Linked DNA regions of Homo sapiens: region 2 is linked to region 1. A link is an interaction called in ENCODE POLR2A ChIA-PET data of the cell type or tissue named here. Cell type or tissue: B cell. All regions are shown on one strand. Links, peaks and the distances in the headings refer to the core of each region. The heading gives the core; the rest is flanking DNA.

What was found. Peaks named below come from ENCODE experiments on the same cell type or tissue, not always from the same donor. Only the 100,000 strongest peaks of a DNase experiment are listed, where the experiment ranks them.
Region 2: POLR2A ChIA-PET joins it to region 1 with 7 read pairs; 15 of 35 experiments call an interaction of 5 or more read pairs at or near these places.

Annotation. Positions count from the first base shown.
Region 1 is chr12:53,344,398-53,360,416 of GRCh38, forward strand. It overlaps a transcript of SP7 not described here. Among named protein-coding and RNA genes, the nearest start is that of SP7, 16 kb to the left of the region's middle. RefSeq lists silencers at 465-634, 1,025-1,084, 8,360-8,419. In B cell, for the core only: CTCF peaks have their summits at 8,389 (motif pointing right) and 8,592; a DNase peak (open chromatin) is centred at 8,394.
Region 2 is chr12:53,479,691-53,495,709 of GRCh38, forward strand. PCBP2 (poly(rC) binding protein 2) reads left to right here. Exons shown (of 15, transcript NM_031989.5): 15 at 1-1,472. MAP3K12 (mitogen-activated protein kinase kinase kinase 12) reads right to left here. Exons shown (of 14, transcript NM_001193511.2): 2 at 7,257-7,738; 3 at 6,749-6,932; 4 at 6,366-6,557; 5 at 5,627-5,785; 6 at 5,366-5,524; 7 at 4,567-4,675; 8 at 4,221-4,330; 9 at 3,917-4,033; 10 at 3,659-3,796; 11 at 2,875-3,499; 12 at 2,609-2,679; 13 at 2,251-2,521; 14 at 1-1,590. The coding sequence starts at 7,701. The coding sequence ends at 1,492. Among named protein-coding and RNA genes, the nearest start is that of MAP3K12, 12 kb to the right of the region's middle. RefSeq lists an enhancer at 2,665-3,178 and a silencer at 13,188-13,437. In B cell, for the core only: a CTCF peak has its summit at 2,527; DNase peaks (open chromatin) are centred at 2,481, 3,655, 3,921, 6,425 and 3 weaker places; H3K27ac peaks cover 1,148 bases.

The sequences.
Region 1 (16,019 bases), core at 3,548-11,547:
CCACCTTCCATCACCTCCCCTACATAGGAACCCGCTGTAAGTTATAAGCCTACCTAGGCCCACTTTCCACCGCCTCAGTTAATGAAGGTCCTTGGGACTCAGCTACCAACATTAACACCTCCTCCCCACATAGCCTCAATGGGACGCCCCCCTCTGGATTTCAAAGCGCTGTTCAATGCCCCCATCCACCCCCACCTCGCGTGGACGTGTGAGGCAAGAAGGACGGTTGAAGCTGAGGCAGGATTTGGGGGGTCTTAGCCCCCAGCCACAGCTGTGGGGGAGATAGGCACCCTCAGAAGGACAGGACAGGTCGTGAGCTCCGGGGCTGCTGGGAGGTCTCTTGCGGCCTAGGCCAGGCTCAGGGCCGCCGGGGATCTCGCCTCCATCCCGTGCCTCAGTGTCCCGGCGCGGCCGAGGGGCGGGCGGCAGGGGGCGGGGCGCGGGCGGGGCCGGCCGGGCCAGGCGCCCGGGCAGGAGGCAGCTGCATATCTGCGGTCCCGACCACAATTGCTGGGAGTCGCGTCCCGGAGACTGGCGGCGCTGACTCTGCCCGCTGCGGCCGCCGCGCCGATTAGAGCCCGAGAGGGAGCGCCAGCCCGGGGGAGGGGGCGGCGGCGGGGGAACTCCGGATGCCCCTTCGCCTCCGCCCAGCCAGCGCCCCCCGCTGCCCGGCCCAGTCCTTTCTCAGCCGCCCGAACCCAGGACCGGAGTCCTGCCTCTTCCGCCGTAGCTTTCTCGAGGCTGCATCCAAGCTTCTTCCTCCGGATCTTGCAGTGCCCGAGGTCCCGACGGTGCCAACATCCCGTTGGCCCCCAGCCTGCCAGTCTCTCATGCCCTTTCTCTTCCCCATCACCCCACACAGAGAGGAGTAGGGATCTCAGAGCTCCCCCATTCTCTTATCCTCCGCTCCCCAATGCACTCTCTAAGCAAAAGCCGTTCCAAGCGAAGAAGAGAATCAGAGACTCAGAGGACGGGCTTTCCAGGGCCGGAGCACCCCCTGCTGGCTGGCCCGAAGCCCCTCCCCCTCCCCCTCCAGCTGTGACCTCCAGCTGTGGTGGCTGGGAAGAGCTGGCCCCTTTGATCTAGGAGCGTGGCAACCCCCTCCAGGCGCCCCATTAACCTCCATTATCCCAATTAGGCAGCCCTCCCAGTCCTGGATCCAAGCTTCAAAGCCCCCTCAGTTGGGAGAAAAGGGAGCTGAATCGTATGCCCCCTACCTCCCCACCAAGCCACACCACTTTCAGACAAGACCCAGGTGCTCTGGTCTCCAGCTTGTGTACATGATAGCAGGGCCAGAAGAGGGACCCTCAGGGGCCACCCTCGTCCCAATACTGAAACTTCATTAAAAAGAGAAGCAGATAGGCAAGGGGACCCTCTTTTGCTGGCCCATTTTCCTGCATTCAGTGATTTCAGTGGCAGCATCCAGGTTCCTGGCTGACCTGAGCTTCCCATCAACTTATCCAGCTTTATCCTGTGGAAAGGGGAGCCAAGAACCAACCCACTCCTCCCTTAATCCTATCTCAACACTCCCTTCCTCCCTCCCTCCTGGAACAATTTCCGCTGGGGGAGCCAGAGCAGGGCCCAGCACAGTGGCCGCTTCCTGGAACATTTTCCTGTATCCGAAACCGCGGCTCCCTCCCTAGGGACCGGCTGATCAAGGCCAGATGGGAGAAGGGATGGGGGAGGAGGAGAGGGAGCCAGGCTCTCACCATCACCCCCTCCCAACACATAGGCACACCACAGGAGCCCCTGCCCTGACACACAGAGGCTGACACAGGCACACACCACATGTCATAGTCACACCATGGGCATTCATGGGGACACATGAACCACAGAGGCCAGGTCTTAGAAGAAGTTAACACACCCGTAGATGATCACCCTCTCTCTCTACCTGGCCCTCTAAAGGACCCTAAGGCCTTTCTTGCCAGATAAGGAGACCTTAGGAATCCAAGAACATTGGCACAGGATAGCAGAAGGACCTCAATTAACAGAGGAGACAGACAGAGACATCTAATGTGCCCTGCCAGACAACACCCACCAACCATCCCATTCCAATTCTAGATGGCACTCAGGCCTGCCTAACCCATCATCTCTCCAGGATCCTGGGAACTGGGGTAGAGGAAGGCTGTGGGAGCTTCTTCTCAAGTGCTACCTTCAGAGCACTTTCTAGTTGCTTCCAGATTCTTGGAGAAGATGCATATGATGTCTAGTGGGCTCGCTCATGGCAGCCAAGGGACAAAGAAAGGGGAAGAATGTGTGCAGCTGCAGGGAGCTCTGGGAGCCTAGAGGAGGAAGGAGAACACCAGAGTAACTCCTGGAGACAGAGAGTAACCCTGGGGATTTTGTGGCCTTACTGGTGACATACTGCCCCAGCACTGCTCCTCCTGATCTCTTCTATCTCAGTCTTGGTGATTGAGAAGAAGAGGGTAGGGATTATGCCCCCAGCTTAGCCCATTCTTCAACCATATTATCTTCTGCCCATCACATTTCCAGTACAACACCCTACTTTTTTTTTTTTTTAGACGGAGTCTTGCTCTGTCACCCAGGCTGGAGTGCAGTGGCATGATCTCAGCTCACTGCAACCTCTGCCTCCTGGGTTCAAGCGATCCTCCTACCTCAGCCTCCCGAGTAGGTGGGACTACAGGCGTGCGCCACCACTCCTGGCTAATTTTTGTATTTTTAGTAGAGATGGGGTTTCACTATGTTGGCCAGGCTGGTGTCGAACTCCTGACCTCAGGTTATCCACCCACCTTGGCCTCCCAAAGTGCTGGGATTACAGGTGTGAGCCACCACGCCTGGCCCTGAAGACCCTAATTTTTTTTTTTTTTAGACGGAGTCTCGCTCTGTCGCCCAGGCTGGAGTGCAGTGGCACGATCTTGGCTCACTGCAAGATCCGCCTCCCGGGTTCACACCATTCTCCTGCCTCAGCCTCCCGAGTAGCTGGGACTACAGGCGCCCGCCAGCAGGCCCGGCTAATTTTTTGTATTTGTATTATTATTTTTATTATTTATTTATTTTTTGAGACGGAGTCTCGCTCTGTCACCCAGGCTGGAGTGCAGTGGCACGATCTCGGCTCACTGCAAGCTCCACCTCCCAGGTTCATGCCATTCTCCTGCCTCAGCCTCCCGAGTAGCTGGGACTACAGGCGCCCACCACCACTCCTGGCTAATTTTTTTTTTTGTATTTTTACCAGAGACGGGGTTTCACCATGTTAACCAGGATGGTCTCCATCTCCTGACCTTGTGATCTGCCCGCCTGGGCCTCCCAAGTGCTGGGATTACAGGTCTGAGCCACCACGACCGGCCTGAAGACCCTAATTTTTACATCCCTCATTTGTCTTTTGCTAGAAAGGGCACAGATTTGTGCATGGATACACTATGGGACAGAACTATGGAAAAGCTGAGGATGGAGATACATAGTCTTCTCTTTCCTGGAACATATTACTGGTTTAGGGAAATATTTGAAATTGGAAAGTTCCAGAAAATCTGGGATGCATGGTTACCACAAACGGATGAGGGACTGACTATATAATCATAAGAACCAAAGCTAATCAGGATGGCCAAAAGTCCTTGTGTTCTTTCTTCAGTTTTGTGGCCCAGTTAGAAGGTATATCTTCCTTTCCCAAGCTCACCTGGGGTGGCAACACGTCAAGCCATCTTTACTCACATATTTAATGGTTTGCCTCCAACTATCCAGAAGTTATTTATTTATTTATTTATTTATTTATATTTTTATAGAGACAGGGTCTCCCTATGTTCTCCAGCTGGTCTTGAACTCCTGGGCTCAAGCCATCCTCCCACCTCGGCCTCCCAAAGTGCTGGGATTACAAGCATAACCCACCATGCCTTGCCCAGAAGTCCTTTATGTGGTATAACCATCATCGTCTATCTTCCTTTTAGCTTGTAACTTTTTGCTCTAGCTCCAATACAAAAGACTAATTCGTCAATTTGGTAGTCAATGGCATTTATTGAGTGGCCTCTTGGGTGAAACACTGTAGAGAAAATGCTGTATACAACCCTCAGTCCTTGCTCTTTAGGAATTTAGTAGTGTGGTTAGGGAAAAGAGATACAGGAGAAAACTAGGGGCCAGGCACAATGGCTCCCGCCTGTAATCCCAGCACTTTGGAAAGCCAAGTTGGGCAGATTACCTGAGGTCAGGAGTTTGAGACCAGCCTGGCCAACATGGTGAAACCCCATCTCTACTAAAAACACAAAATAATTAGCCAGGCTTGGTGGTGAGTGCCTGTAATCCCAGCTACTCAGGAGCCTGAGGCAGGACACTTGCTTGAACTCAGGAAGCAGAGGTTGAAGTGAGCCAAGATCACGCCATTGCACTCCAGCCTCCAGCCTGGATGACAAGAGAAAGACTCCGTCTCAAACACACACACACACACACACACACACACACACACACACACACACAAAAAGAAAGAAAGAAAAGAAAAAAGAAAAAACTAGGGACCATATTTGAAGGCATAGATGACTCACTTTACTTCTCAATGCCTCTATTTCCTCATTCAAAAATGAAGGAATTTGCCGGGCATGGTGGCATGTACGTGTAATCCCAGCTACTCAGGAGGTTGAGTTACGAGGATGGCTTGAGGCCAGGAGTTCTAGACCAGCCTGTACAACATGACATTTTTTTTTTTTTTGAGACAGATCACCCAGGCTGGGGTGCAGTGGCGCAATCTTAGCTTACTGCAATCTCTGAGAAGGCCATCTCTTAAAAAAAAAAAAAAGAAATAGTAATTTGGCTATGTCTAATTGAGAACCACTAGTCTCCATGATCTCTAAGGTCCCTTTCTGATTTACCGCAGGAATGAATGGAATTAGTTAATAAAGAACACCTCGGCCGGGCACGGTGGCTGACGCCTGTAATCCCAGCACTTTGGGAGGCCGAGGCGGGCAGATGACCTGAGGTCAGGAGTTCGAGAACAGCCTCAACATGGAGAAACCCCGTCTCTACTAAAAATACAAAATTAGCCGGGCATGGTGGTGCATGCCTGTAATCCCAGCTACTCGGGAGGCTGAGGCAGGAGAATTGCTTGAACCTGGGAGGTGGAGGTTGTGGTGAGCCGAGATCCTGCCATTGCACTCCAGCCTGGGCAACAAGAGCGAAACTCCATCTCAAAAAAAAAAAAAAAAAAAAAAAAAAAAAAAAAAAGAACACATTAGGCCAGGTGTGGTGGCTCACGGCTGTAATCCCAGCACTTTAGGAGGCCGAGGTGGGTGGATCACCTGAGGTCAGAAGTTCGAGACCAGCCTGGCCAACATAGTGAAACCCTGTCTCTAATAAAAATACAAAAATTATTCAGGCATGTTAGCACACACCTGTAGTCCCAGCTACTCAAGAGGCTGAGGTAGGCCGGGTGCGGTGGCTCATGCCTTTAATCCCAGCGCTTTGGGAGGCCAAGACGGGCGGATCACGAGGTCAGGAGATCGAGACCATCCTGGCTAACATGGTGAAATACTGTCTCTACTAAAAAAAATAAAAAAAATTAGCCGGGCGTGGTGATGGGCACCTGTAGTCCCAGCTACTAGGGAGGCTGAGGCAGGAGAATGGCGTGAACCCAGGAGGCAGAGCTTGCAGTGAGCGGAGATGGCTCCACTGCACTCCAGCCTGGGAGACAGAGCAAGCCTCCGTCTCAAAAAAAAAAAGAGGCTGAGGCAGGAGAATCGCTCGAACCCAGGAGGCGAAGGGTGCAGTGAGCCAAGATTGCACCGCTGCACTCCAGCCTGGGTGACACAGTAAGACTCTGTCTTAAAAAATAAAAATAGGGCTGGGCGCGGTGGCTCATGCCTGTAATCCCAGCACTTTAGGAGGCCGAGACGGGCGGATCATGAGGTCAGGAGATCGAGACCATCCTGGCTAACACAGTGAAGCCCTGTCTGTACTAAAAATACAAAAAAATTAGCCAGGCATGGCAGTGGGCGCCTGTAGTCCCAGCTACTCGGGAGGCTGAGGCAGGAGAATGGCGTGAACCCGGGAGGCGGGGCTTGCAGTGAGCCGAGATTGCGCCACTGCACTCCCAGTCTGGGCAACAGAGCGAGACTCCGTTTCAAAATAAATAAATAAATAAAAATAAAAATAGGCCAGGCACGGTGGCTCAGGCCTATGATCCCAGCACTTTGGGAGGCCCAGGCGAGCGGATCACTTGAGGTCAGGAGTTCGAGACCAGCCTGGCCAACATGGTGAAACCCCATCTCTACCAAAAGTACAAAAATTAGCCAGGCTTGGTGGTGAGCACCTGTAATCCCAGCTACTCAGGAGGCTGAGGCAGGAGAATTGTTTGAACCCAGGAGGTGAAGATTGCAGTGAGCCCAGATCGCACCACTGCACTCCAGCCTGGGTGACAAGAGTGATACTCCATCTCAAAATAAATACATAAATAAATAAATTAAATAAAAAGAACACATTAATATGTTAAACAAGAAAAATCAATCAGGCGTGATGGCTCATGCCTGTAATCCCAGCACTTCAGGAGGCTGAGGCAGGTGGATCACCTGAGGTCAGGAGTTCGAGACCAGCCCGGCCAACATTGCAAAACCCCATCTCTACTAAAAACACAAAAATTAGCTGGGCATGGTGGCAGGCACCTGTAATCCCAGCTAATCTTCTCAAGGAGAATCGCTTGAACCTGGGAGGCAGAGGTTGCAGTGAGCTGAGATCACACCACTGCACTCCAGCCTGGGGGATAGAGCGAGACTCCATCTCCAAAAAAAATAAATAAATAAAAGAAAAGAAAAATCATATCATCAATTCAATGGATGCTAAGAAGACATTTGACAAAAGTCAAGATGGCTATTCTTAATGAAACTCATTTAAAAAAACAGTATTCAACAAATGAGAGAGATTACCATTTTAGGATCCTTCTTTGAAGGTGAAATATGTTTTATTTTATTTTCTTTTTTTTTTGAGACGGAGTTTCACTCTTTTTGCCCAGGCTGGAGTGCAATGGCGTGATCTCGGCTCACCACAACCTCCACCTCCTGGGTTCAAGCGATTCTTCTGCCTCAGCCTCCTGAGTAGCTGGGATTACAGGCATGTGCCACCACGCCTGGCTAATTTTGTATTTTTAGTAGAGATGGGGTTTCTCCATGTAGGTCAGGCTGGACTCAAACTCCCGACCTCAGGTGATTCACCCGCCTCGGCCTCCCAAAGCGTTGGGATTACAGGCGTGAGCCACGTCGCCCAGCCTGAAATGTGTTTTCTTAGAGTTGGTGGGAGCGAGGGATAAGAAGGTGGGCAGGGAGGCCGGGCGCGGTGGTTCACGCCTGTAATCCCAGCAGTTTGGGAGGCCGAGGCGGGCGGATCACGAGGTCAGGAGATCGAGACCATCCTGGCTAACACGGAGAAACCCCGTCTCTACTAAAAGTACAAAAAAATTAGCCGGGTGTGGTGGCGGGCGCCTGTAGTCCCAGCGACCCGGGAGGCTGAGGCAGGAGAATGGCGTGAACCCAGGAGGCGGAGCTTGCAGTGGGTGGGGGCCTGATTCTTTTTTTTTTTTTTTTTTTTTGAGACGGAGTCTCTCTCTGTCGCCCAGGCTGGAGTGCAGTGGCGGAATCTCTGCCAACTGCAAATTCCGCCTCCCGGGTTCAAGCAATTCTCCTGCCTCAGCCTCCCGAGTAGCTGGGACTACAGCGGTGCGCCACCACGCCCAGCTAATTTTTGTATTTTTTTTAGTAGAGATGAGGTTTCACCATGTTGGCCAGGATGGTCTCGATTTCTTGACCTCGTGATACGCCCGCCTCGGCCTCCCAAAATGCTGAGATTACAGGCATGAGCCATCGCGCCCGGCCCTTTTTTGTTTTGTTTTGTTTTTCTTTGAGAGGGAGTTTTGCTCTCGTTGCCCAGGCTGGAATGCAGTAGCACCATCTCAGCTCACTGCAACCTCCACCTCCCGGGTTCAAGCTATTCTCCTGCCTCAGCCTCCTGAATAGCTGAGATGACAGGCGCGCGCCACCATGCCCAGCTAATTTTTTTCCGTATTTTTAGTAGAGACGTGGGTTTCGCCATGTTGGTCTCGAACTCTTGGCCTCAGATGATCCGCCCGCCTCGGGCTCCCAAAGTGCTGGGATTACAATCGTGAGCCACCGCGCCGGGACAGCTTTTTGTATTGTTTCTGTCTTGAAGCCCTCATGGTAGAGGTGCGCACCACAATCTTTTCCGAGCTTAGGATCTTTAAGGGTCTTAACTCTATCCAATTCAGCATATTGGAAAACAGGAATGTCAAGGCGTGCTGCAAATGAGAAAGGATTCCACAAAAAGAAAACCCTCAGGGGAAAGGGCAGTGTGCAAAGAGCTTCTTCTACTCTTTTCTAGACAAGACCTTCCCTTGGGTCCACTGCCCTGGAGAATAAGAAAGGCTTGTTACTACCACCAGGTGGCAGAAGTGAGCCGCTCAACAACACCTATCACGGACTGCTTGGGGCTCATGGCTGGAGACAGAGTTTTGGTACCTTTTTTGCAGGGGACAGTGGCAGAGTTGTCAGCGCTTGAGGCAAGGGCTGAGGTGGGAAAAAGTCTCAGAGTTATGGTACTTATTCTATCGTTCCCTACAGTCTTGGTACAGAGAGGGCAAACACAAGGTATCCTGACTCCTAGTTAGAGTTCAGCAAGTGCTGGTCTATTTCTTGCCCCACTAGCCTACCTGATTGCTTTTCACAGACATTTCCTAAGCATTTACTGTGTGCCAGGTATGTGCTAGAAGTGTACAATATAACATTTAACAAGAAGTGTGCAACCTAGTGGAAGAGAGCTTGGTAAACACTACACTTGTATGATACTGAGAGGCAGTTTGAGTAGTGCTTAAGTACACTCCCTTGGAAGTCAGAGTAGGGTGTGAATTAAAGTGCCAACGCTTGCTAGTTGCGCTATCTATCTGAGCCTCAGTCTCCTTGTGTATAAAATGGGGGTAGAAGACCTTCATAGTAGACTAAGATGATATATAAAAATTCACTGCGTAAGGAGAAATACATAAAGGTCATTGCCTGCCACATGGCAGTTATTACAAAGGCCAATGCTGAGGTAGCAGTCCCCAGCTCAGTCTTGAGGAGACTTCCCAGAGAAGGGAACCACAGTGTAGAACTGTGAAGGATGAGTCCGGGCGTGGTGGCTCACACCTGTAATCCCAACACTTTTAGAGGCCAAGGTGGGCGGATTGTTTGAGGTCTGGAGTTTGAGACCAGCCTGATCAACATGGAGAAACCCCATCTCTGCTAAAACCACAAAATTAGGCTAGGCATGGTGGCTCATGCCTGTAATCCCAGCACGTTGGGAGGCTGAGGTGGGTGGATTGCCTGAGGTCAGGAGTTCGAGACCATCCTGGCTAACATGGTAAAACCCCGTCTCTACTAAAAATACAAAAATTGGCCGGATGTGGTGCCTCACGCCTGTAATCCCGGCACTTTGGGAGGCCGAGGCGGGGTGGATCACGAGGTCAAGAAATCGAGACCATCCTGGCCAACATGATAAAACCCCTTCTCTACTAAAAATACAAAAATTAGCTGGGTGTGGTGGCGCGCACCGGTAGTCCCAGCTACTCGGGAGGCTGAGGCAGGAGAATCTCTTGAACCAGGGAGGCAGAGGATGCAGTGAGCCGAGATCGCGCCACTGCACTCCAGCCTGGGCAACAGAGCAAGACTCTGTCTCCAAAAAAAAAATAAGAAGAAATACAAAATTAGCTGGGCGTGGTGGTGCATGCCTGTAATTGCACCTACTTGGGAGACTGAGGCAGGAGAATCTCTGGAACCAGGGAGGCGGAGGGTGCGGTGAGCTGCGATTGTGCCATTGCACTCCAGCCTGGGTAACAAGAGCGAAACTCCATCTCAAAAAAAAAGAACTGTGAAGGATGAATGGCAGATGCATACAGTACGGTGGGGAAAAGGTGGCAGTAGGGGAAAGTGGGCCAGGAGGAGTAAGACAGACAATCTCTGGAGAACATGAATGTACACGCCCTGCTTCACCAGCACAGGGACAGGACAGGCCCAGCTTCCCACAGTGGAGGCTAGCATGGTCTGGATTCTCTCCTCAAATCAACATGCATTTGGTGAATACCTGTCAGGAACTTCTTTCAAGAGTTATAAGAGTTGGCCGGGCACAATGGCTCATGCTTGTAATCCCAGCATTTTTGGGAGGCTGAGGGGGCAGATTACCTGAGGTCAGGAGTTCGAGACCAGCCTGACCAACATGGTAAAACCCCATCTCTACTAAAAATACAAAATTAGCTAGGTATGATGGCACACGACTGTAATCCCAGCTACTCGGGAGGCTGAGGCAGGAGGATCACTTGAACCCGGGGTGCAGAGGTTGCAGTGAGCCGAGATTGCACCATTGCTCTCCAGCCTGGGCAACAAGACCAAAACTCTGTCTCAGAAAAAAAAAAAAAAAAAAAAAAAGTTATAAGAGTTAATGAAGATAAGGCTGGGCGCAGTGGCTCATGCCTATAATGCCTCTGCTTTGGGAGGCCGAGGTAGGTGGATCACCTGAGGTCAGGAGTTTAAGACCAGCCTGGCCAACAAGATGAAACCCCCGTTTCTACTAAAAACATAGAAAAAATTAGCTGGGCATGGTGGCACGTGCCTGTAATCCCAGCTACTCGGGAGGCTGAGGCAGGAGAATCGCTTGAACCCAGGAGGCGGAGGTTGCAGTGAGCCGAGATCGCGGCACTGCACTCCAGCCTGGGCAACAAGAGCAAAAACTCCGTCTCAAAAAGAAAAAAAAAGAGTTAATGAAGATAAATAAAGAGCCGGGAGCTAAGCACAGTGGTGCACACCTATAGTCCCAGCTACTCTGGAGGCAGAGGCAGGGGGAGACCTTGGGCCCAGGAGTTCAAACATGCAGTGATCTATGATAATGTCATTGCACTCCAGCCTGGGTGACAGAGCAAGATGGATGGAAGGAAGCGAGGGAGGGAGGAAGGCAGGAAGGAAGGCAGTGGGGAGGGAGGGAGAAAGGAAGGAAAATAAAAGAAAAGAAAAAACAAAAGAAGAAACAAAAGAAAAGAAGGGCTGGATGTACTGGCACATGCCTATAGTCCCACAGGAGGGTCGCTGGAGTCCAGTTTGAGCCCAGTTCCAGATCAGCTACATGATGAGACCTTTTTTTTTTTTTTTTTTTTGAGATGGGGTCTCATTCTGTCACTGAGGGTGGAGTACAATGGCGTAATCTTGACTCACTGCAACCTCTGCCTCCCAGGCTCAAACAGTCCTCCTACCTCAGCCTCCTGAGTAGCTGAGATCACAGGCGAGCACCACAACACCCGGCTAATTTTTTTGTATTTTTGGTAGAGACTGGGTTTCGCCATGTTGCCCAGGCTAGTCTTAAACTCCTAAACCCAGGTGGTCCACCCACCTCAGCCGCCCAAAGTGCTGGGATTACAGGCGTGAATCACTGCGCCCAATGAGACCCTGTCTTAAGAAAAAAGAAAGAAGAAAAAAAGAGGCTGGGCACAGTGACTCATGCCTGTAATCCCAGCACTTTGGGAGGCTGAGGCGGGTGGATTGCTTGAGTCCAGGAGTTCCAGACCAGCCTTGGCCTCTGGAAGGCTTTGTGAAACCACACCTCAGGTAAAAATACACACAGACACACAAAATTAGCCAGGCGTGATGGCATCCACCTGTAGTCCCAGCTACTTGGGAAGCTTGAGGTGGGAGAGTCACCTGAGCTTGGGGAGACAGTTTGCAGTGAGCTGCCGTCCTACCACTGCACTCAAGGTCTAATCTTTGTTCTCAGAAAGCCCACAGAAACTTAAAAGAAGAAAAAGAAATGAAGAGTTATTGAAAGATGTGGAGTAAGGAGGTGAAATGACCAGGCTTTTATATTAGAATCTTCACCATGAGAAAGTATTACACAGAACTATAAGGTAACATGTTTGAGAATATTCATGACAGCTTTCTGGTTCAAGAAGCTAGTTCTTGGCCAGGCGTGGTGGCTTCACACCAGTAATCTCAGCACTTTCGGAGGCTGAGGTGGGTGGATCACCTGAGGACAGGAGTTTGAGACCAGCCTGGCCAACATGGTGAAACACCATCTCTACTAAAAATATAAAAACTAGCCGGGCTTGGTGGTGGGTGCCTGTAATCCCAGCTACTTGGGAAGCTGAGGCAGGAGAACTGCTTGAACCCAGGAGATGGAGGTTGCAGTGAGCCAACACGGTGCCACTGAACTCCAGCCTGGGCAACAGAGTAAGACTATGTCTCAAAAAGTAATAATAATAATAAAAAAGTTAAAAAGAAGCTAGTTCTCCATCTTGCAGGGAATACTATGCATAAGTTAGAAGTGATAAACTAGGCCATGTGCAGTGGCTCACACCTGCAATTCTAGCATTCCAGCACTTTGGGAGGCTGAGGCAGGAGGATTGCTTGAAGCCAGTAGTTAGAGACCAGCCTGCTCAACATAGCAGGACCCCATCTCTACGATAAAAAATAAAATAAATGGGCCGGGCGCAGTGGCTCATGACTGTAATCCCAGCACTTTGGGAGGCTGAGGGAGGCAGATCACCTGAGGTCAGGAGTTTGAGACCAGCCTGGCCAACATGGCGAAACCCCATCTCTACTAAAAATACAAAAATCAGCCGGGTGTGGTGATGGGTGCCTGTAATCCCAGCTACTTGGGAGGCTGAGACAGGAGAATCGCTTGAACCTGGGAGGTGGAGGTTGCAATGAGCCGAGATCGTGCCATTACACTCCAGCCTGGGCGAGAAGAGCAAGATGCCGTCTCAAAAAAACAAAAAACAAAAAACAAAAACAAAAACAAACAAACAAATAAAATAAATGAAGTGATAAACTAGATATACCTGTAGAAACATGTATAAATCTTTTTTTTGCTGGATGAAACTTTTTTTTTTGAGACGGAGTCAAGTCTTGCTCTGTCACAAGGCTGGAGTGCAGTGGCGCGATCTCAGCTCACTGCAACCTCCACCTCCCGGGTTCAAGTTATTCTCCTACCTCAGCCTCTCGAGTAGCTGGGACTATAGGCAGCATGTGCCACCACGCCCAGCTGATTTTTGTATTTTTAGTAGAGACAAGGTTTCACCATGTTAGCCAGGATGGTCTCAATCTCTTGACCTCATGATCGGCCCCCCTCAGCCTCCCAAAGTGCTGGGATTACAGGCATGAGCCCCAACAACCAACTGAAACACTTTATTTTATTTTTAATTTAATTTAATTTTTATTTTTGTATTTTTAGTAGAGAAGGGGTTTCACCATGGTCTCGATCTCCTGACCTCGTGATCCGCCCGCCTCAGCCTCCCAAAGTGCTGGGATTACAAGGGTAAGCCACTGCGCCTGGCCTTTATTTTTATTTTTTTGAGACGGAGTCTCACTCTGTCACCCAGGCTGGAATACGGTGGCCCAATCTCAGCTCACTGCAAGCTCCGCCTCCCGGGTTCACGCCATTCTCCTGCCTCAGCCTCCCAAGTAGCTGGGACTACAGGCATCAGCCACCTCGCCCCTCTAATGACCAGCATTAAAACAGAGATCTTGGCCAGGCACAGTGGTTCACGCACGTAATCCCAGCACTTTGGGAGGCCGAGGCGGGTGGATCACCTGAGGTCAGGAGTTGGAGACCAGCCTGACCAAGATGGAGAAACCCTGTCTCTACTAAAAATATAAAATTAGCCGGGTGAGGTGGCACATGCCTGTAATCTCAGCTACTCGGCAGGTTGAGGCAGGAGAATTGCTGGAACCTGGGAGACGGAGGTTGTGTAGGCCAGGCACAGTGGCTCACGCCTATAATCCCATCACTTTGGGAGGCTGAGGCAGGCAGATCACCTGAGGTCAGGAGTTCAAGACCAGCCTGGCCAACATGGTGACCCCATTCTCTACAAAAATACAAAAATTAGCCAGGCATGATGGCAGGTGCCTGTAATCCCAGCTACATGGGTGGCTGAGGCAGGAGAATCACGTGAACCCGGGAGACAGAGGCTGCCTCGAGCCGAGATCAAGCCATTGTACTCTAGCCTGAGTGACAAAGTGAGACTCTGTCTCAAAAAACAGAAAAAGGCAGGGCGTGGTGGTTCACGCCTGTTTAATCCCAGCACTTTGGGAGGCCGAGGTGGGTGAATTACCTGAGGTCGGGAGTTCAAGACTAGCCTGACCAACATGGAGAAACCCTGTCTCTACTAAAAATATAAAATTAGCCACGTGAGGTGGTACATGCCTGTAATCCCAGCTACTCGGCCGCTTGAGGCAGGAGAATCGCTTGAACCCGGGAGGCGGAGGTTGCGGTGAGCCAAGATCATGCCACTGCACTCCAGCCTGGGCAACAAGAGCGAAACTCCGTCAAAAAAAAAAAAAAATTAGCTGTGTGTGGTGTCACCTGCCTATGGTCCCAGCTACTGGGGAGGCTGAGGCAGGAAGATCACTTGAGTCTGGGAGGTTGAGGCTGCAGTGAATCATGATTGCACCACTGCACTCCAGCCTGGGCGACAGAGCAAGACCGTCTCAAAAAAAGAAAGAAACATTTAACAGGGACTTACAAACAGAAGCCCTGTTTGTATCTCTGGCAGTGGTGAGACAAGACAGTGTATCCCTGTGCCATTAATCTCCAGATCCAGAATTTATATACCATAGGGAAGGAATGTGTAGGACAATTGAAGTCGACCTCTATGGGAAAGGCAAGAATGTTCTGTGAATCTGCCTAAGGGCAAGATTCATGGTCAAGGTGGTCTTGACCTAAGGGCAGGATTTATGATAAGTATATGCTCTTACCCAAAGATCAGTAGATAAAATAAAAATTTTAGAGGCATTCCTGGAGCTGGGGTTATTCAGAAGTCAACATAGCAGATTAACATCCAAGATGGAGTTGCTTCAGCCTCCATTCTGTAAAACTCTAGAAAAAAATAAATCTAGGGGCCAGGCACAGTGGCTCATGCCTATAATCCCAGCACTTTGGTAGGCCGAGGCGGGTGGATCATGATGTAAAGAGATTGAGACCATCCTGGACTCCATCTCAATTAAAAAAAAAAAAAAATTAGCTGAGCGTGGTGGCAGGCAACAAGAACAAAACTCCTGTCAAAAAACAAAACAAAACAACAACAACACCTGCAGCGTGTGTAGAATTTAAAAAAAGACAATCCATAGGGAGAAAATATTTGTCATATTTTAAACAAATAATTAATATCTAATACACATAACAAGCTTCTTTAAGTCAAACAATGCAATACAAAAATATAGCCTGAGCCAGGCGCGGTGGCTCACGCCTGTAATTCCAGCATTTTGGGAGGCCGAGGTCGGTTGATCACTTGAGGTTGGTAGTTCAAGACCAGCCTGACCAACATGGAGAAACCCTGTCTCTACTAAAAAATATAAAATTAGACGGGCATGGTGGCACATGCCTCTAATCCCAGATGCTCGGGAGGCTGAGGCAGGAGAATCACTTGAACCTGTGAGGCAGAGGTTGCTGAGCCGAGATTGCACCATTGCACTCCAGCCTGGGCAACAAGAGTGAAACTCCATCTCAAAAAAAAAAATGTAGGCTGAGCACAGACCCTGTCTCTACAAAAAATAAAAACAGTTGGCTGGGCACTCGCAGTGGCTCATGTCTGTAATCTCAGCACTTTGGGAGGCCAAGGCAGAAATATCATGAGTCCAGGAGTTTGAGTCCAGCTTGGGCAACGTATTGGGACTCCATCTCTAGAAAAAATTTTAAAAATTAGCTGGGTGTGGTAGTCTGCGCCTGTAGTCCCAGCTACTTAGGAAGTTGAGAGAGAAAGATCACTTGAGCCCAGGAGGTGGAGGCTGCAGTGAACCATGACTGTACCACTGCATTCCAGCCTGGATGACACCTAAGACCCTGTCTCAAAAATTTATTTTAAGGTTGGGCAAGGTGGCTTATGCCTATAATCCCAGCACGTTGGGAGGCCAAGGCAGGAGGATCCCTTCAGCCCAGGAGTTCAAAACCAGCCTGGAAAACATAGTGGGACCTTTTCTCTACAAAAAAAAAAAAATTAGCCTGGTATGGTGACAGGCACCCATGGTCCCAGCTACTTGGGAGGCTGAGGCAAGAGGATTGCTTGA
Region 2 (16,019 bases), core at 274-8,273, 130 kb after region 1:
GAATTTTTCTGTTTGTCATGGAAATGTAAGAGTGGAATATTAATACATTTCAGTTTAGTTCTGTAATGTCAGGAATTTTTCAAAAAAATTAAAAGATGGACTGGAGCTTTTTCTTTGTGAATAGAAACTGGATGCCACAGTGATTCATGTGGGTTTTATTCCTCTTGTCTTGCTGTTATTTTTGTACCTTTTATCCCTCAAAGGACCCTTCTTGGGTTTTGAATGGAAGCCTTTATTCCGGTTAAGATGTTTTCTTCTATTTTACCACTTCCATCTTTTTTTGTGGCCCTCGATCCTATTTTTCCCTGACTCCATGCTTGGTTGGCCCTTATAAAACTTGTGCCCAAAAGATTGAGGATTAGACTTTCCGAGGACTTACCTGTCCTAGGGGAGTAGGCAAGCACTTCCACTAGGGAGGGGGTGGGGGAAAGGAATGACACATGACATACATGGCATACACATTAAGCAGTTGATCATATGTCTGACTGGGTTCCAGTTTCTTGGGAATGTTGGTCCCCTTGTTCAGGCTTGCATATTTTAAACTAAAAATTTCAGTCTATTGTTTTTAGTAACTTCATTTATAGTCCTCCATAACAAGTTAGAAGGATGTATCTGCTACCATTTATTCCTATAATTTTAGAAAGTTGGGGCTTGACATTATACTCATTTAGTGAGAGTAGATGCAAAAAAGTGGAGGGGCAGGAGAACTTCTCCAGACACCTCAGATAAAGTCCGGAGCCCAAGGCTTTATCTTAACCATGTATGGTACCCCATTCATTCATCAAGAAAACCCTCAACAGCTGGGCCTGCATGGAGTGTTATATTTCAAGGTTTTTCACAGGGGTTACAGTAGGACAGTCCCCACCCCAATCAGGCACCAGGATAAAAGCAGGGACTTAAACAGCACCCCGGTTCTTCAGCCTGAGCCATCACATGCTATCAGTCTCCTAACCTCCCCCTGGGCCTTAAGACAGGGCTTGGGCAGAGAAGATAAATGGTGGGACAAAAAAATGAGTTACATTGCCACCTGAGAAACCTCAGAGGGGAGGACCCAGCCTTAGCCTCCCTCCTCCCAAGTGCAAAATGTGTAAACAGAGTAAACGGAACAGAAAAGTGCAGTCTAAGTGGTTTTCTCTCCTGCCCCTCCCACCGCCCCTCCCCCCACCCCCTATTATTTGGGGATAAAGAATATAAAGACAACCCTGGCTTTTCTATTGCCTTGTTGCTTGCTGAATATAAGGAATGGGGTGGGGCAGGAAGGGGCTTGCCCTTAGCCACAGCTCTACGGCTGTGCCTCATTCATTTCCACAGCTGCCAGTGTCCCTAGAGTTTATCAGGTGAATTGGTCAGGGGATCAGTCTCCCTCGAGCCTGACTTACGGCTGGGACAGCCCCATCTTTCTGTTGATTATGTGGCGCATATATATATATATATGTATATATATATAATTTATATAAATATTTCTCTATGTACAAGGAATACGAGTGGCTTTCATGGAGGGAGGGAAGCTGGGGGCCGCAAGGCATCAACGCTGTTGGAGTTGTCCAATTCAGTGCTGTCACAGTCTGAGTCCTCAGAATTGGGAGGGCCCTGTGAGAAAGAGTAGAAATGGAGTGAGATTCCTTGGGGTTCTTTGCTGGGGTCATTTTAATAGCCAGTGGCTTACTGATTTGTTTTTTAAGACAGAGTCTCACTCTCGCCCAGGCTGGAGTGCAGTAGCACAATCTCGGCTCACTGCAACCTCTGCCTCCCAGGTTCAAGCAATTCTTCTGCCTCAGCCTTCTGAGTAGCTGGGACTACAGGCATGCACCACCACGCCCAGCTAATTTTTGTACTTTTAATAGAGATGGGGTTTTACCATATTGGTCAGGCTGGTCTTGAACTCCTGACCTTGTGATCCACCCGCCTCGGCCTCCCAAAGTTCTGGGATTCCAGGCGTGAGTCACCATGCCCAGCCAGCTTACTGGTTTTATTCCTTCCAGATTTCAGTTGCTCAGGCCATTCTCCAAGGTGTCAGACTCCTTTCAGAATCATTCCCTGGCTGCAATTTATAGCTACATGCAAGCTACTGGTCAGGCATCGTAATAGATGCTCTGTGCAAGAGGCTTCTGAAATTCCACCACGTGGATATTTGCTCTTTATGGTACTTTCTGGCCTGTGCAGCTGTCTCCCCAAAAGCTGTTAAAAGACAAGGCATCTGCTTACAGCTCTCCCTGTTCAATATCTGCTTTTTGCTGTTGTGCCACTCACCCGCTCTCTGAGAAGTTCCTGGTGTGGAATGGGCAGGGAGCTGGGTTCAGGGCCAGGGATGACCTCTGAAGGAGGTGGGTCCAGTGGGATTTCTGAGCCCTGGGAGCACATGTCATCAGACCGCTCATCTGGCCGCTCATCAGTGTTGGTGCTGCCAACTTCAGGTGTGCCACTGGGGGAAGGTTCACTAGCTGTGCCTTCCTCCCCATCTGATGGATTCTCTGAGCTGAAGGTAGATAGTGACTGGCGCATGTTCAGGCTCTGAGGCCACCTACATGTTGAAGAGGGGGATTACAGCTTGGTTCTGCCCCTAGCAGAAAACAAGAATGCCATTAATTCTTGTAATGCCATCACTTACCTCTGGCTTGATGTCAGCTCTACTTCACTGTCTACCTCTCCTTCCTCCTCTTCCGATGAGATGCCACGTTTCTGCAGGAGAGATGGGGTGGGGGGGGTCTGATTAGAAGTGGAAAGAGGTCACTAAGAATCCAGGAGAAGGGAACATAGTTACGAAGGGTGAAGTAGGGAATGGCTTAAAATTGAGCATAATGTGGGGGATTAGACTTGGACCCCAGGGAGGATAAGGAAAAAGGGAAAGAGCTTGGGAGCCTTCCCATACTTTACCTGACTTCGGGTGACGGCAGCCCTGTACAGCAGTGCAGCTGGGGTCAAGTGCTGGGACCCAGCCCGGCTTCCTCCCCGGCCTGAGGTCCCTTCCCTTCCAGTTCCCAGAAGCCCCACACCTTCACCAGGCCCTACTGGAGGAGGTGGTTCCCCTTTGGCTCCCCCAGGTGAATCTGGGCTGGTGGAGCCAGGGGCTGAGCCCTCACTTGGTGGGGTGTCACCCCGGGCCGGAGGTGGTGAGCCAGGATCCCCAGCTCCGCCTGTGGCCCCCCGGCCCCGGGACCCTAGTGCTGCTGACAGCAGGTCTGGGGACGATGAAGACATTTTGCGGAGCAGGAGGTCATGATGAAGCCCACGGAGGGCGGGAGGGCAGGCCTCCCAGGCTGAGGGTCCCCCTCCTAGGCCCCCTGGGCTTCCTGGTCCTCCAGGTTCATGGGGTGGCACAGCTGTACGAAGCCCAGGCAGGTCCCCACAGCTCCCCTTGGCGCTGGCCTTGCGGTGACGGGTCTTGCCACGGCGACTCCGTCCTGGTGAGGGGGGGCCCTTAGGACACCCAGGAAGCCCCACCCCACTCAGGGCTGCATCTAGTTTAGGGAGCAAAGACTCCGTCTTGAGGATATCTGGCCTGGAAGAAGAGGAAAAGTAAAAGGTTAAGACTGCCAAATCTATGTACTCAAAGCACTCCCTAACCTTGGACACTAAAGTACACATCTCCCTGCTAATATACCTGTTGCCACTTCAGTATCCCTCTTGCCATATTGGAACCACAGTACTCATGTCCCACCTTTTGCTATGGGGTGACAGCTTCTGTGGCACATTCCTCTTCTTGATAAGCTTCTCCATTGTGTTTCCATGCAGGAGGCCCCGGGAAGGGTGTGGCTTCAGCAGGCCTGGGCACCTCCGCTCTAAAGCTTGCTCTCGCCTAAAGATCCAGGCACCTTCTCAGCTGGGCAAATGACCAGGAAGGGGCACCCCAGTCTCAGTAGGACCTCTAAGGCAGGCACAGCTCCAGGGCTTGGTGCATAAGGACAGGTAGGGTTACCTGAGCAGCTCCCTCTCCTTGAGTTCCAGCTGCAACATGAGGGCATTAAGTTCCATATACAGGTTGTTGGCTCTCTCCAGCTTCCTTTCATAGTGCTCCCTGATGTCCAGGGCGTGTCTGCAACGGGCAGAAAGGTTCCCCAAGGTGAACTGGGTTCACCTAGGGCCATAACAGATCTCAGTCTCAGAATTCCTGTCCACAGTCCTTTCGTAGTCCTTCCACCCGCCCTGGGGCTGGGTAGGAGCTGACTGGGTGCATAGTCCTTGCTGTTAGTAAAATCACCTCCCCAAGCACGGGAACTCACCTGAGCTCCTCCCTCCTCCTCATCACCAGTTCCTCTTCTAGGCGGTGCAGACAGGTCCCTTCTGACTTAATCTTTTCAAAGTGCAGTTTTACTTCTTCCCGCCACTCTGCCTATGGGTTGAGAGCAGATGAAGAGTGAGAGCCATCCCTTCACCCAGTGAAAGGCTCTGCAGGTTGCCCACACCACTGCCAATGTGTGTGCTGGAGCAAAAAGGAGTGGATTGACTCAGCCCTCTAAGAGCCAATCTCTTCAGTCCCACTCAACCCATTTCCCAGCCTCCCCCTCAAATAGCATCATCTCTGCAAAGAAGGGGAGTTAGGTATTTATTTTCCTACCCACAGCACACCTGGGACTTAAAGTAAGTCTCCTGGGGTGTGGAGAGTACATCAGCTGAGGCAATGTCCAGATGCAGCAGGATCTGTCGGAATGATGGGCGATTTCGTGGTTTGCTATTCCTGAAAGGAATGGAGTTAGGAAGGAGAGGGGAGAATTTGAGGGAGGATCAGATAGGAACTGGAGCATCCTTTCCCAAAGTGTGTCCTGGAGAATCCAATCCTAGAATGTACTCTGTGACAAAAGAACTTATGGTCAACTGTCTCTAGAGAATATTACACACTATTCATTAGTGTGTCAAAATCCTGCAGTAAGGAAACCTATTGAACCCCATATTTTCCAACTTGTCTCCCAAAATAAAAGCCTTTTCTGAATAACTTCATTGAAGGAACCACATTTTGGGAAATGCTCAGTGACAGATTAGCAATCGTCAAACTTCCCTGGGTCTAGGTTCCAAATGAGGGTCTGGGGTCCTTTCCTTCTGTGTTCTAAGGTTGTTTACTTGAGGCTCAACCAACCATGCTTGGTGGTTATGCTGCTCCTTCCTTGTACTTGTATGCACTCACTGGCACTTCATGACAAATCAGGAATGCAGATATCGTTAAGTGTATTTTATAGATGAGGAAACAGGTTCAGAGTAGATACCAATTACCCCTGGTGACTCAGCTCAGAAGGTAGCATGAGCCTGATTCAGATGAAAGTCAGTCTCTTTGAATTAAATGTACCCCTGCCATTTATTGGTCAGTCCAGCCCAGTACTACCGTGCTTCTCAACTTCTCCAGGCCCAGTATCCCAGCCCAGACCATCCTTACCAGCACTGGCGAAGCAGGATCTTGAAACCATCTGGGCAACTGGAGGGCACGGGCAGATGGAGACTGTTGCTTCCCACACCCCAGATAATGGCTGAGGAATCTACGTCTTTGTAGGGGATCTCACCAGTCAGCAGTTCCCATAGCACCACGCCAAAGGACCTAGGGATGAGGGGACATCACTTGTGCTCAAGCCCTAGAAGTTGCCCACAATCCCCCCAGGGCTGGCCACCCACTCTTCTCAGTTTTCAGCCTAGTTCTCACCAGATGTCGACCTTCTCAGACACAGGTTCATTGCGGATCACCTCAGGGGCCATCCAGGCTACTGTCCCTGCAAAGGACATCTTGGTGCTCTTGTCACTCAGCTCCTTGGAAGTGCCAAAATCTGAGATCTTCACCACATCGTCGTAGGTGATTAGCATGCTGGTAAAGAGTGTAGTCAGCTGGGGTCCACACCCCTCCACACACCTCATCTAACTCTGCAGCAACTCTGCCTTTCAGGTTTTTTTGTTTGTTTGTTTGAGACGGAGTCTCACTCTGTCACTCAGGCTGGAGTGCAGTGGCTCAATCTCGGCTCACTGCAACCTCCACCTCCTGGGTTCAAGTGATTCTCCTGCCTCAGCCTCCTGAGTAGCTGAGACTACGGGCACTCGCCACCACGCCTGACTAATTTTTTTGTATTTTTATTAGAGACGAGGTTTCACCATGTTGGCCAGGATGGTCTCGATCTCTTGACCTTGTGATCCACCCGCCTCGGCCTCCCAAAGTGTTGGGATTACAGGCGTGAGCCACTGCATCCGGCCTGCCTTTCAGTTTAAAATCATTTGGGACACTCAAAGGTGAGGGGCTCACTACAGCCCTTCTGAGATGGGACTGTCACTTGGAAGAGGTTTCTGAGATGGCCACATGGACCTAGGGCATGGTTTGGAAGCCGGGAGAAGGCCACACTGACTTGAGTGGGTCACCTGCATGCACATCTGTTGCTCCCTGCTTGCTTACTCACTTGGGTGACTTGAGATCCCTGTGGATAATCTTGTGCAGGTGCAGGTAGTTCATGCCACCAGCGATGCCCATGGACCAGTCAACCAGTAAGGAGGGGGTGACAGGGCGGCCAGCCCGCAGTACCTCATACAGCTGGCCCTGGGCGCAGAACTCCATGAGGATGCAGTAGCAGGGAGCCTGGGTGCACACACCCCTGGGAGCCAAACAATGGTATGAAGGCCTCAGCTGGCTCAGCATTCACCTGATTCATACCTGGAACCCCCATTCCCACCCATTCCACCTATGGATCTCCTCTGGGGAAGGATGGGGTAGGTCCCACTGCCCAGGAGGGTACCAGGCCTTAGCATAGTATCCCCAACACCCAGCCCCTGCCCTGGACCTCACTTGAAAGTGATGATGTTGGGGTGCTTCAGCTTTCGCAAGTGCTTGATGTCGGTTTCTTTGAGGTCTCGCACCTTCTTCACAGCCACCTCCTCCCCGTGGAAGCGCCCCAGGAAGACAGCACCCTGGGCCCCTGAGCCCACCCACTGCAGGTCCAGGATTTCCTCAAAGGGGACCTCCCAAAGGTCTGTGGGCAGGAGGCACAGTGCCACAAGCCTCAGAAAGAGCCACACTCAAGGCCAGGGACAGGATAGCATTGGGTTGGCTGAATTGACTTAAGGAGGGTGAGGCAGAAAGCCAAAAATAGGCCAAGAAGAAGGTTCGAGGGGACAGGGAAGGAATGAATGGGTGGCCTTAAAAGAAGCTGGGAAGTTAGAGGCTGATGGATGGCTAAGGGACTAGGGCTGGGCCATGGGGAGGGAAGGGACCATTGCGTGACTTTAGCGGAGCTGACCAACAGATCTCGGGCTCAGGGAAACAGAGAGGAGGCTCCCACAAGGACGTGGCCTACCTTCCTGCTGCTGCTTGTGCTCAGTGGAGTAGGCTTTGCCAATCATGGTCCAGACAGGGCGCAGGCAGCCAAAGAGGCCCTCAAGGAAGCCACTGCCACTCTGGCACTGCAGTCGCACCTCGTCAGCTCGAACTCTGGATGCCCGACTCTCAGGTGACCCAGCTGCTCCCCCTGGGCCCCCTGCATCCTGCTCATGTAGCTGCAGGACACTGTTGGCAAAAGGCTCAGGGGGCGGCTCTCCACCTGGGGAGGGGCTGGGCCCTCCCCCACCCTGCCCACCAAGGGGTACCACATCTCGAAGTACACACTGGGTAGGCGTCAGGTCCTTCTCGGGAGTGCAGTCAGAAGTGTCTGGGTCCAGCTTGCGCATGGATGCCTCACTTAGGGTAGACACAAAGCCCCCAAAGGAAGGAGAGGGTGTTCGGGTCTCATGGAGGCAAGCCATCGCCTCTGGCCCCTGGTATGATGGTGAACACTGGGCCCTGTGGGAATGAAGGAAGGAGGGGCTGGGCTGTTAAAGCCCCAGGACTGCCTGCTCAGGACACTTATCCCAGAGGCACAGACTGGGGTGCTGGGTTCACAGTAGCCCCGCTGGAGGTAACACTTGTGGCTCCGTTTCCCATGGCCCTCCAAATTGCACCTTGAGCCATCTTAGGAAATCTGATACACTTGGGCTTCCTCTCAGGCATGTTAGTAAGGCAAGTAATAGGTAGACAGGTATCGTACCTGAGTATCATTCTCAGGTAACAGCCCCACGTGGGTACACACTGGTAAAATATGTCTCAAATTCAAGAGTAATGGTAACAGATGAGTTCCCTTCTCCCTGTAAGATGACTAATTCATTGCTGCAGCACATTTTTTTCACCCGAGACTCACAGGCACACACAGGTATCAGAAGGGTCTCACATTTACACCTTTACCTCGGGGTCAACCTCAGGCACACAATAGTAACACCTAGACCTCCTTCACATTGAAGCACACACAGGATGCTGGTAAACCTTTCAGACACCCTTGGACAGCATTCTTGAGCTGCCTACACACAGGCGATGCACCCGGGCCTCCCACCCAGGTACTTACACACGGTACTACTGAGGCCCTCTCAGGAACACTCAACTCAGGTGAGAGCCTCATTCTAAAACACACCCCTGGGCCTCTCCAAGGTAAGTGAAGGTTGTAACCACAGAGTTCTGTCCCCCCAGCACAGGTGGGGAAAAAGGCAGAAGCAGCCAATGGGGATGCAGACACTGTCACAGAAGGCCACTGCTTCATCCCCCTTGGCCCTCCCTTCAGTCCAGCGGCTCTCCCAGGGGTCAAACAAGGTCTTGTCTTCTCTTTCCTCTTCTCCATTGCCCCATCCTCTGCTCCCCAAACTTTCCAGGCAATGGAGATGTGTCCCAGTTCATAGCTGGGTGCTATTTAAAAAGCAACCATTAGGCCGGGTGCAGTGGCTCACACCTGTAATCTCAGCACTTTCAGAGGCCGAGGCGGGCGGATCACCTGAGGTCAGGAATTCGAGACCAGTCTGGTCAACATGGAGAAACCCCGTCTCTACTAAAAATACAAAATTAGCTAGGCGTGGTGGCACATGCCTGTAATCCCAGCTACTTGGGAGGCTGAGGCAGAAGAATTGCTTAAACCCGGGAGGCTGAGGTTTTGGTGAGCCAAGATCATGCCACTGCACTCCAGCCTGGGCAACAAGAGCGAAACTCTGTCTAAAAAAATATATAAATAAATAAAAAGCAACCATTAAAAAACCTGAATCTGGCACGGTGTGTTGGCTCATGCCTGTAATCTCAACACTTTGGGAGGCTGAGGCAGGTGGATCACTTGAGCTCAAGAGTTTGAGACCTTGGCTGGGCGCAGTGGCTCACGCCTGTAATCCTAGCACTTTGGGAGGCTGAGGTGGGTGGATCGCTTGAGGTCAGGAGTTTGAGACCAGCCTGGCCAACATGGCGAAACCCTGTCTCTACTTAAAAAGAAAAAATTAGCTGGGCGTGGTGGTGGATGCCTGTAATCCCAGCTACTCGGGAGGCTGAGGCAGGAGAATCACTTGAACCCCAGAGGTGAGGTTGCAGTAAGCCAAGATCACACCACTGCACTCCAGCCTTGGGCGACAGAGTGAAACTCTGTCTCAAAAAAAAAAAAAAAAAAAAAAGTTTGAGACCAGCCTGGGCAACATGGCAAAACCCTGTCTCTACCAAAAATAGAAACAAACAAACAAACAAAAAACAACAAAGCTGGGCATGGTGATCCTGTGACTGTGGTCCCAGCTCCTCTGGAGGCTGAGGTGAGATGATTGCTTGAGCCCAGGTGGCGGAGGTTGCAGTAAGCCACTGAATCCCAGCCTGGGCGAAGTAGCCAAACCCCGTCTCAAAAAACAAACAAACAAACAAAAACCCTGAATCCTGACTTGCTTCTGCCACATAATGGCTATGTGACCTCAGGCGAGCTGTAGTTGAGCCTCAGCTATACAAAGGAATAAACTGGCTGTCACTAAGGCACAGCAAACCCTTAATCCTACACCAGACTTGTCCAGAACTTGGCCCCAGGCGCCATGCTGGTCTCCCAACTCACTCCACACTTGTCAGTTACCAGATCCTGAGATTTGAAGATTCCCAAGAACAAGCATCCCTCTAATTGTTCCTCATAGCTAGCAGGGTCCTTCCATGAGCCCCTGGGTTAGTCTGGAAATGATTGCCATACATTCTGAATTGCAGTGGGGGAGGAGTGGCAGGAATCTCTACATCTAGAAGGGTTCAGTAGATGATTACACAGGCACACAAGGAGGCTTGGGAAACTCTGATAGTTCTTGTAATAATTACCAGGCCTTTCCCTTGAAGACTTTTTCCTGGGGGGTGAGGGTGGTAGGCCTGGAATCAGCATATTTAACAAGCACCCTAGATTTGTAAAGCTCTAACCCAGTGCATGCTATTTTCCAGTCCCACTGTTACTGCCTTAGTTCAACCCTCATTAGCTGTCCTCACCTGGCCCAGGACAGCTGGTCTCCAAGTGCCCTCCCTAACCCCAATTCTCCACCCAGCTCCTTCAGAAGGATCTTTCTAAAACAGATTGGGGGCCAGGTGTGGTGGCTCATGCCTGTAATACCAACACTTTGGGAGGCTGAGGCAGGCGGACCACCTGAGGTCAGGAGTTTGAGACCAGACTGGCCAACATGGTGAAACCCCGTCTCTACTAAAAATCTCCAAAATTAGCCGGCCGTGGTGGTGGGCACCTGTAGTCCCAGCTACTCAGGAGGCTGAGGCACGAGAATTGCTTGAATCTGGGAGGAGGAGGTTGCAGTGAGCCGAGATCACGCCACTGTACTCCAGCCTGGGTGACAGAACAAGACTGTGTCTCAACAACAACAAAAAACAGATTGGGCCAGGCATGGTGGCTCACACCTTTAATCCCAGAAATTTGAGGGGCCAAGGCAGGTGGATCACTGAAGCCTGGAAGTTCAAGACCAGTCTGGGCAACATGGTGAAAAGCCATCTCTACAAAAATATAAAAATTAGCCGGCCAGGCACAGTGGCTCATGCCTGTAATCCCAGCACTCTGGGAGGCCGAGGCGGGCGGATCACGAGGTCAGGAGATCGAGACCATGCTGGCTAACACGGTGAAACCCTGTCTACTAAAAAATACAAAAAATTAGCCGTGTGTGGTGGCAGGCGCCTGTAGTCCCAGCTACTCGGGAGGCTGAGGCAGAAGAATGGCATGAACATGGGAGGTGGAGGTTGAGCAGTGAGCCGAGATCGCACCACTGCACTCCAGCCTGGGCAACAGAGTGAGACTCCATCTCAAAAAAAAAAAAAAAATTAGCTGAGTGTGGTGATGTGCACCTTTAGTTCCAGCTACTCAGGAGTCTGAGGTGGGAGGATACCTTGAGCCTGGGAGGGTGAAGCTGCAGTGAGCAGTGATTGCACCACTGAACTGCAGCCTGAGCGACAGAGCGAGACCTTGTCACAAAAGAAAAAACAACCACCCCCACCAACAAACTTGGCCACGTCGGGTTTTTGAACCAGGACACCCAATGATAATGGCTAACTTAAGGAAGGCTTACGGCTGGGCGTAGTGGCTCACGCCTGTAATCTAGCACTTTCGGAGGCTGAGACAGGAGGATTGCTTGAGCTCAGGAGTTCGAGACCAGCCTGGGCAACACGGTGCAACCCCGTCTCTACTAAAATACAAAAAATTAGCCAGGTGGGGCGGCGGTCGCCTGTAGTCCCAGCTACTCGGGAGGCTGAAGCAGGAGAATCACTTGAACCCGGGAGGCGGAAGTTGCAGTGAGCCAAGATCACGCCATTGCACTCCAGCCTGGGCGACAGAGTGAGACTCTGTCTCAAAAAAAAAAAAAAAAAAGAAAAGAAAAGAAAAACAGGCTTACTAAGTATGTTAGCTTCTGGTAAAGGTGCATTAGCACTTTGCATATTTAATCCTCAAAACTGTAAGCTGGGCATTATTAGCCCCGTTTTACAGACTAAGGCATAGAGGTTTTTTTTTTTTTTGAGATGGAGTCTTGCACTGTCACCCAGGCTGGAGCTCAGTGGCACGATCTCCGCTCACTGCAAGCTCTGCCTTCCGGGTTCACACCATTCTCCTGCCTCGGCCTCCCGAGTAGCTGGGACTACAGGCGCCCGCCACGACGCCCGGCTAATTTTTTCTGTGTTTAGTAGAGACCGGGTTTCACCGTGTTAGCCAGGATAGTCTCGATCTCCTGACCTCATGATCCGCCCATCTCGGCCTCCCAAAGTGCTGGGATTACAGGCGTGAGCCACCGCGCCCGGCAGGCATAGAGGTATTAAATAATCTGCCCACAGGGCCATAGCTATTAAGAAGCTCAAGCTCTGCTGGGCGCAGTGGCTCACGCCTGTAATCCCAGCACTCTGGGAAGCCGAGGTGGGCGGATCGCTTGAGCTCGGGAGTTTGAGACCAGCCTGGGGAACATGGGGAGAGCCTGTCTCTGCTACAAATACAAAAAATTAGCTGGGCGTGGTGGCGCATGCCTGTGGTCCCAGCTACTTGAGAGGCTAAGGTGGGAGAATCGCTTGAGCCCAGGAGGTGGAGGTTGCAGTGAGCCGAGATTGTGCCACTGCACTCTAGCCTGGGTGACAGAGCAAGACTCTGTTTCAAAAAAAAAAAAAAAAAGAAGAAGAAGAAAAAGAAGCTCAAGCTTCACCCCCAGCCTGGAAGGCGCTTCTCATCTCTATCCAGGTGTCACTTTATCCTGGACGTCCTTCTTTCCTGATCCGCTCTAGGTTAATGCGCCTTCTGGGCTGACACAGCCCCACTATGCGTCCTCTATCATGGTTCCCATTATACTGGACGGACAATGTAGTCGGGCGTCTGGCTCCTTTGAGAGCCTGGACAGCCTTTAGAGAGATGACTTCGCATCACAAGGGAACCATGGCTTGCAACAGCACCTGGCACGCAGAAGGTGCTCGGTAAGGTGGAACCACTGCTCTACTCACCCCGGAGGATCGCCTTAAGCCCCGCACACTCTCTCTGCGCGCGCGCGCGCGCGCAAACACACACACAAAACTAGCTCCCTGAATCCTCAGAAGAGCCAGGTGAAGGAGGTACTACTGGTCCCATTATATTCTTGAGAGAACTGAGGCCCAGAAAGCACAAATCACACTAAAGTTCAGCTTCCAAATCCCCAACATATCCCACGCGTTATTTGTGGCTTCAAGAGGTAAGGTGTAGGTTGCAATGCAAATTACAGACAAACACAGACCAAGCAAAGTGCCAACATATGGGAGAATTTCGTCTGGAGGACCCAAGGGATTTTGCCTGCCCCCCAACCTCCCTCCCCGCCCCCACCACCTCCCACTCCGCCGCAACCCCGGGCTTCGCTTCTGGACCACCCAGAAACAAGGCCCAAGACTCTGGGACGCTCTCGCCTGGCAGGCCAGGAGGGAGGGATGGCGGGATTGGAGCCCTCGGGGAGGAGCCGGGGCCGTGCCCTGGACAGCTTGGTCACCAGCAATGGAAGGACGAAGCCCAAGTCAGGACCGCTGAAAGTGGGGAGGAAGGGGTTACGGCCACAGCGCCCCCTCCCCCTTCCCGACCTCCTTCCCGGCCGTCACGTGGCGCGTGGCTGGGGCGGGGGCCGCGGCGGCGGAAGGGGGTGGTCCGGGTGGGGAAAGGGAAGGGACACGGCCGGCTGGGGGAAGCGCTGGGCGCTGCGGCGTAACCATGACGACTGGGCCTGAGGCGGCGCGTGAAGTCACCAGGACAAGATTAGCCCCGGATCACGTGAGCGCGACGTGGGGGCGGGGCTGTGCCTGGGCCCCGCCCCTGACCTGGGCCGGCCCAGGTGGCTGGTTGCCGGGATGGCTGCGAGGATCTTAGGTGCGGACCCCCACCCAGCGGTCTGCCCCATCTGTGTTCCCTTCCTTCCCCTGCCCCCGCATGCAGAGAGATCTTCGGCTGAGGCGTCTGGTGTTGGCAGGAGGGGACTTGTGGGGTTGGCATTGGGGGTGCAGTACCACAGGGAAGGAAAGCAGGAAATGAGAGAAAGGGAGACAGGGCACAGAAAAGGCGAAAGGTACAGCTAGGAAGGAGGAAGGAGCTGAGACATATACAGACACCGGAGCAGCGTCAAGCGGAGTCAACCCCGAGAAGGATGGCTTGAAAAGCTGTTTGGAAAAGCAGAGGACCCTGAGAAAATGGAGATGAAAGGGGAGTGAGAAACACGGAGAACACCCATCTCCTTTTCTGTCTAGAAGCCGAGCTTTGAGTAGGCACAGCACCTGGCTTTTTAAAGGAATTTTTCAGCCGTCATCTGGTTGTTTGACGACTAGGTGGTTTAGGCATAGAAAGGGTGACATGCTCAGAGACACTTGCAGCCAGCCGAGCCTCCCTCCAGTTCACCAGGCTTCCCCAGAGGCCCTTCTGGTATCCAGGGCCAGCAGCTGGGGAGAGAAGGAGAGAAGCCATTTCACCTGTTTGTCTTTTACGGTAGTGGGGATAGCTGAAGAAGTAGGAGATGGGACCAAGGGAAAGATCTCAGGCTAGTTGACGGCTCTTCCACATTGACCTGGAGTGAGGGAAAGCTGCTGCCCCTGGGAGCTATAGTAAAGTGGAGATTCCTCTCTCCCAACACACACACACATACCCCTTTTTGTTTCCTTTATTTCTGACCTGCCAGCTGTGTCCCACTGCCCCCTGGCTGGGCCTTGGCGCCAGAGCTTTGGAGGGGCGTCTAGGATGGCTAGGAGCCCCTGGCCCAGACGTTCAGTCACCCTGGGGGAGGGTAGCTGTCTCTCCGTTATCAATTATGCAGAGCATGGGGGAAGGGCAGCAATGTGACAGGAGGGTGGGTCTCTCTGTCACTCACTGTCAACCATATCTACCAAGTGTTGATGGTGCTTCTGCCTCACATTGGGTGAGGGGACAGAATGATCTCTAAGCCATACATGTGCCAGGGGAGGAGGCTCTTTGGACACCCAACAGGCCCTAATTCAGTGCTTTGCTGGTGGCCCCAAAGTGACTCCATAAGGAGGCTACAGGGTAGAGTGGGGTAGGAAGTCACCCCCCATCTATCCCACCTTCTAGGTTCTCTGGCCTGAGATTTTGGAAGCCTGTGGCAGGTAAACTCTCTGAATTCTCTCTAGCTCCTTCTTGTATAACAGCAGAATGTCAATGCTAAGCTGTTTGGTGGTCTTAGGGGCTCAGTTCAGAGGCCAGGTCATCTGCCTAAATCTTGGGCTCTCACACTGAGTGCTCTCCACTGTCTGAGACCTCATTTTTTTACTCAGGAAAAGGAGAATGATTCCCTTTCTCTCGTGAGTGGGGGTAGGAAGGGGAGTCTTCAAAGGGAAAGGAGACCCAAGACTTTGGAGTCCTAATTCCACCTCTGCAAGCTTTGAAACCCTGAGAGGATAAAGGTCTCTGATCAATCGTGGCCATGCCTCCTGTCCCCTTGGCTGCAGCTCGTATTGTTTTTGAAACAGGGTCTCGCTTTGTTGCCCAGGCTGGAGTGCAGTGGGATGATCACGGCTCACTGCCTGCAGCCTCAACCTCCTGGGCTCAAGTGATCCTCCCCCTTCAGCCTCCTGAGTAGCTGGGACTACAGGCACTCACCACCACACCAGACTAAATTAAAAAAAGGCCGAGCACAGTGGCTCACGTCTGTAGTCCCAGCACTTTGGGAGGCCCAGGCGGGCGGATCATGAGGTCAGGAGATGGAGACCATCCTGGCTACCATGGGGAAACCCCGTCTCTACTAAAAATACAAAAAATTAGCTGGGCGTGGTGGCGGACGCCTGTAGTCCCAGCTACTCGGGAGGCTGAGGCAGGAGAATGGCGTGAACCCAGGGGGCGGAGCCTGCAGTGAGCCGAGATGGAGCCACTGCACTCCAGCCTAGGCGACAGAGCAATACTCTGTCTCCAAAAAAAAAAAAAAAAAAAAAAAAAAAAGGCCAGGCGCAGTTGCTCACGCCTGTAATCCCAGCAATGGAGACCATCCTGGCTAACATGGTGAAACCCCGTTTCTACCAAAAATACAAAAAATTTGCCAGGCGTAGTGGTGGGCGCACCTGTAGTCCGCCGCCACTGCACTCTAGCCTGGGCAACAGAGCGAGACTCCATCTCAAAAAAAAAAAAAAAAAAAAAAAAAAATTGTAGAGACCATGTCTCATTCTGTTGCCCAGGCTGGTTCCAAACTCCTGGGCTCAAATGATCCACCAGTCTAGGTCTCCCAAAATGCTGGCATTACAGGTGTGAACCACTGTGCCCTGCAGCTTGTTTTTATTTTCCATT